2 separate regions of the Mus musculus genome follow, and region 1 is linked to region 2. A link is a contact called in ENCODE Hi-C or POLR2A ChIA-PET data. All regions are on one chromosome and are shown on one strand. Each heading gives the region's core, a stretch centred on a gene start or an enhancer-like site at or near the end of the contact. The rest is flanking DNA. Distances are from core to core; before and after follow the strand shown. Region 1 overlaps Atxn7l1 (ataxin 7-like 1). Region 2 overlaps Atxn7l1 (ataxin 7-like 1).

Evidence for each region. Hi-C counts contacts between places; a loop is a spot of excess contacts on that map. ChIA-PET counts read pairs that join two places held with the same protein, here RNA polymerase II (POLR2A).
Region 1: a loop to region 2 is called in a map of heart, with 2.1 times the contacts of the local background. The contact joins two enhancer-like sites. A Hi-C loop is called at or near these places in 4 of 37 maps with a recorded cell type or tissue (Patski, T-helper 2 cell, heart and 1 more). POLR2A ChIA-PET finds 5 or more read pairs at or near these places in 1 of 5 experiments (Patski).

The regions. Positions count from the first base shown.
Region 1 is chr12:33,242,975-33,245,674 of GRCm38, reverse strand. All of the region lies in intron 3 of Atxn7l1 (ataxin 7-like 1), which reads right to left. Among named protein-coding and RNA genes, the nearest start is that of Gm38649, 14 kb to the left of the region's middle. Within about 2 kb of position 1,303, at least 1 of the 3 ENCODE cell types and tissues checked has a DNase peak (open chromatin) inside an H3K27ac peak, as active enhancers do.
Region 2 is chr12:33,193,702-33,196,671 of GRCm38, reverse strand. The region is part of intron 2 of Atxn7l1 (ataxin 7-like 1); the gene reads right to left. Among named protein-coding and RNA genes, the nearest start is that of F730043M19Rik, 48 kb to the right of the region's middle. Within about 2 kb of position 1,710, at least 1 of the 3 ENCODE cell types and tissues checked has a DNase peak (open chromatin) inside an H3K27ac peak, as active enhancers do.

The DNA.
Region 1 (2,700 bases), core at 54-2,553, 49 kb before region 2:
AGGGGGACTAAATCTTGTGCCAAGAGCCAACACTTCCTCCCATTGTATGACCACATTTTGGCAAACACCCTCCAGCAAATGACTGGTGTCTCCTTTCACCAATGGATGGCAAGATTCTTGCTCTGTGAGCCTGACATGCTAACTTCCTAACAATGTGTGCAGCAGAGGGCGGGGGGGGGGGCGCGGGCCCACCCTCCACTCTACAGGGGGAAGACCAGGGAATGAAGCAAGAGTTCCACGGAGAAAGACAACAGGGAACTGGTTTGCAGGATTCCAGGGCTCTGAGAGATACAGTAGCAGTCAGGGACTCTGAGAAAACCAGACTTGCAAGAGATAAGTAGGAAATAAATCTCCAGGACACTGGCCCCTGGAATCTGCTTTGGAGCACACAGGCACCCCTAATCTTCTAACATTCTTGAAACAAGAAGACAGTCCATTGCAGTTTCAGTATGGTCCATCTGAGCAAAACAGTTCTCACACCGCTCTTCTCTAGGCAACCAGTGGGTCATGGAGGCTGCTTATCATTCCAGATGCAGCCGTGTCCTTCCCACCGTCAGAAATAACATGATGCTTGTACTTATATACAGTCAAAAAAAAAAATCTAAAATCGGTGGGGGCTGCCTAGAAAACCTTGCATATCTTAAGCCTCTAGAGATGTGTTTCAATTAGTCACATTACCTGTGTATCAACCTCTACCACGAGTGCTAACCCACCAGGCCATACAAAGGCCTCACTGTGCTCATGTGTCCCCAAACCAGCCCTTCTTCTAAGCACTTACTCTGTCTTTCAGAATACCTCTATGGGTCAGGTTCTATATTAGTCCCATATTATAGATGAGACAACTGAGGCACAGAAAGGCTGAAGGACTGGCAGAACTCACTTAGGAACATCAGAGGCTAAATCAAGCCCAAGCATTGTAGCTGGAGAGTCAAGCTCTTTCCCAACCCTGTGCCTGACTCTGTAACCTAATGCCCTTCAGACACTGCAGCTGGCGCCCTGAGGAACACTGGCTGGCTTGCGTCTCCCCTGACACTCCTCTCAACCCTCTAGAAGCCCGGGATGCTGGGCTTCAATACAGAGCCTTTAGTGTGAAAAAGGCACTCACCCCCAGGCTCCTATTCCTACATTCAGGCTGGACTGCAGAATGTCATTTTGTGTTTGTTTGAGCACTCTACCATGCAGCCAGAGACAGCCCCATAGATAGGCTCTGTTCGCTCTCCGCAGCCCAGCATCTGGACCCTCCCTTCCCACCGCCAGTCTCTGCCCGTGCTCCTGCAGCCAGCAACCGATGTTTCCCGTCTAACCTCATTATATATTTCATCTAAAGATGCCTCCGCGAGCGCGGCAGCAAGGCATATTTTTAGCACAAGCTACATGCCAAGGCAACTTCAAATTTATCATTTCTAATAATAGCCGTGGAGCAGAATCACAGCGCCCATTCCACAAATGGGCAAACAGAGGCAGGAGGCTCCAGCAAGGTCACAGAGGCTCAAATGGCAGAGTCCCCTCTGTCATAACCAATTCTCTCCCTGGACTGCTTCCTCCTAACTTCCTGCTTAGCAAACTCATCTGAGGCCTGGGAATAAGTGTTGTGGAGATGGAGGAGATGGAGATGGAGATGGAGATGGAGATGGAGATGGAGATGGAGATGGAGATGGATCTGTGTTTGTGCTGGGGCTTCCGAATACTAACTAGCAGCTTTCTCTGCTGGCAGGGCTGCTGATGCCTCTCCAAACACTTTCTCCGAACCCCTTCTCCTCAGTAGGTTCCCATGCACAAAGCACTCACTTGGCATTTCAGTTTGCATCTTTCTCTCATCTCCCCGCCTTCCTCGCTAATCAGCGTGGCAAAAGAATTTACTCGCACGCAGAACATAACCAATGGCCTGGAGTGCCTGCTAAAATGACCGTAACTTTGGTTCTGATGGAATCTTCAGGCTAGGAAATGAAGGGATAGAGCACAACCTCTATGCAGGCCAAGAGCTTCCTTCAGTCTCACTCGCAGGGAGTGTTTTTCCAATAGCTACTACGGAGAGCTCAGATTTCCGGTGAAGGACTGATGCATAAGCCAGAGAATGGGTTACTTTGTTGCATTAGAAAGTCCTGCATTAGAAACTGTGAATGTGAAAACTTCCCTAAGCCAGTTGTGAGCACATTGGTTTTGCTATTGGTGTGCATTTTGTTCCTGGAGACAGTGCGATGGGAATTCTAGCCTCAGTTCTTTCTTTTTTTTTTCTTCAATTTATTTACATTTCAAGTGTTATTCCCTTACCCGGTTTCCCCCCACCTCCTAGAAACCCCCTATCTCATTCCCCCCTCCTGCTTCTATGAGGGTGTTCTTCCACCCACCCACCCACTCTCCCCTCCCCACCCTAGATTCCCCTACAATGTGGCATCTATTGAGCCTTCATAGGACCAAGGACCTTCCCTCCCATTGATGCCTAGCAAGGCTGTCCTCTGCTACAAATACAGAGTCGGATGCTAGCCTCAGTTCCAATCCTGTGACCTTAGTCTCTGTTTTGCATTTTCTTGTTGTTTTCTCTTGGAGCTTCGAAATCTGTAAAGCTACCACTCCCAGGGGTGCTACTCCCTGCGTTTCTCTGTAAGCCCAAATGCGCAGACTGTGGGACAGTGCTTGTGTACACACAGCGAGATGCTGTGGCAATGTAAGGGCCCCCTAAAGGTTGACAGACACTCCACT
Region 2 (2,970 bases), core at 461-2,960:
GATGGCTCAGCGGTTAAGAGCACTCATGGTTAAGAGGTCCTGAGCTCAATTCCCAGCAATCCCATGGTGGCTCGCAGCCATCTGTAATGGGATCCAATGCCCTCTTCTGGTGTGCCTGAAGAAAGCAACATTGTACTCATATACATAAAATAAATAAATAAATCTAAAAAAAAGATTACTATGTTATATAACTGAAATTTTAAAAAATTTAGACCTTTTGAGATAGGAATAGAAAATGAATCAGTCCACTGAAAAAGGAAGGGCTGGAACTGGGAGAAACAGTCTAGTAATGTTCTTTGTTTATTCCTTCAGGGTCTACAGAATTTGAAAGCCAGGACACCCAGATCCGTTAGAATATAGTCAGATTATACTTACATATGCGTTTAGGTTTTCCATGCTACTTCCTTCTGGCTTGACCTTGAGGTCCGTTTTGTTGTTATTATTGTTTATTTGCTTTAATTTTTTTCCTCTCTGTTTCTTACCTTAGCTTTCTGCGCCTCTGTGATTAACTCCAAAGCTCAGAAATCTTTTAAAATACATACATGAAAAAATATTTCAATAATAGTAAAAGAAGGTAAGACAGGAGGAGAGAGCGGAGAGGGACAGGCAGAGCTGCAGAGTCTGTCACTTATTTAATGTACAGGTACTTTACTCGGTTCTGAGACAAGGACTCCATATGTAGACTGACCTGACCTTGAATTCAGAGAGATCTGCCTGCCTCGGGGACTGGGATTAAAAAATGTGCACCACCGCACCCGGCTTTCCTTGAATAGTTTAAAAGATAACACTTTAATTTAAATTAGTCTCACCTTCTCGTGGCTAGACATTGAGAAAAGATACAGAAAGTTTGATGTAAAAATAAATTCTTTAAATAAGAAGCAAATGTTCTGAACAACCTCTTCCTGGGTTTTCATATTTATTACTCTGCTTCAGAGAAATTGCCAGTCGGGAACAATCAGTTCGCAGGCCTGTTACAAAAGATCCTTTCCTAGGGAATATAAGGAACAGGGTGACAGTTAGAGGGGTAGGGGGCTGTGGGTGGGGCCGGTCCTCCCTAGGAGCGGCACTCAGGATGTTCTCTTTGTCCTCTGTCTCCAGCAAACTTTTGTTTCCTGGGGCTGGGGAAGGGGGCGTAAAGTCGTGTTTTTTGTTTTGTTTTGTTTTTTTTAACCAAACCAAGATATGAGTGTTTCTCCAAGCTGCCTCCTAACGTCTGGAGAACCCGCTGTTATGGAGTGATGAGGGAAGGAGCAGCAGACGTGGGGCCAGCTGAGAGTCGGCAGCCACAGCAACCTCAGAAGCTGCTTACGAAAGGGATGCACAGATGAGATGCACAGATGAGGGCTTACAAGAGGCATGCGGTTTCCCCTGGAATGGTCTATGCTGAGGTTGTCTACTAAGACAGTTATTTTTATAAATCTCCAGAAAGAAGAGCAGCATCAAGGACTCAAAATGGAAGTAAAGTGCTACTTCTAAATTTTATTTTAATTAATTTTCGACTTCGTATGCAAAAAGCGGTGTACATGTCTGTGTGTATATCTGAATGTTTGGGGGGGTGCATGTAGAAGCCATGGGTGATTTTAGGATCACACCTCCTCATAATTCACTGAGGCAGGGTCTCTCAATCAATCCTAGATCTTGAAGATTCAGCTAATCTCCCTAGCTAGCTAGCTAGCTAGCTGAGGATCCTTTGGTCTCTGCCTTTGAAAGCTTGAATTGTAGGCAGGCCTCTATGCCCAGCTGTCATTTCCATGGGTTCCTGGGGACTCAAACGCCAGTCATCACACTGTGCTTAATCACTGAATCATCTCCAGCTCTTCCTTTAAATTTTAGAAGTTTTCAAGTGACAATTCTGTGTGACCCACCTCCACCCCCAGACACTTTCAGCTCCACGTGGCCTCTGAAAATTTACCTCCTATGCATTTTCCCAAGAAGCAACTGGAAGACGTCCCCCACCCCCAGCCCAAGGCACAAACCAACAACAAACAATACTACAACAAAATCAATCAACCAACCAATAACAAGGAACCAAGACTTACAATCCAAGAAAAGAAGGATCTAAGCCAGATCACACAAAAAGGGGATCCCAGATGAACAAGTCTAGGCCAGAGCAGGAGGATGGGAGCTACAGGAGGGGCTATCTTAGTGACAGATGATGGAGGGCTTGGAAGCTGGGAGTAAAGACAGCAGTAGGCACCCAGTAGGTCTGCAGGGGCACTGGGGAAGAACTTGACATGTGTAGGCAGTAAAACCAGTCTTTTAACGATAATGTGTAGCTCAGGAAAAAACAGCTGAACAATTGTACAGGCAAAGAGACACCACCTCTCTCAGTTCTCTCTATAGTGGATAATGTTTAAATCATCTTCATAGTGGAAACCCAACGGCAGGGTCTGCCCCACAAGGCATGGCTATCAGAATGGAGAGGAGTGAGGAGGGCTTGTGTTAAAAAGGGCAGGTCCTTCTCACAGGGAGTCAGCAGGCAACGTTTAAAAACCAATAAGACTGCATTCAAGACATCTGAGTGAGGGCAGTGATTTGGAGGGGAAAAAAAAAACAAAAACAAAAGAGTTCAAAGAGGTTCCTCTGGGAAGTGGGGCTGGGCCTGAGAAAGACTGCTGCTGTTTGACTTTTAATCTATGTTTTTATAAAACGGATAAAAATAAAACGGAATTTAAAAATGAAAGCACTGTCTTGAATTTTTAATATAAAAATTTTTCAGTTGGGAACAGAGGTAGAGAAATAAGAAACATGATGAACTCTCTATCACCAAGAAAGTCCCAGCGTTGCACTCCTGAGAAGCCACGCCCACCCCTCCACGTGGAGGGAGCCTGGTCTCTGCCTTCAGGGGCAGTTGGCCACTGAGAACTTCCCCTCATCACTGCAGCTCTCAAACCCTCTCCTATACAAGCAGGGCCTCACTCGGGAAGAATGTGTTGAGACTTGTCCTGCTTCCAGCTGCAATGTTTTGGA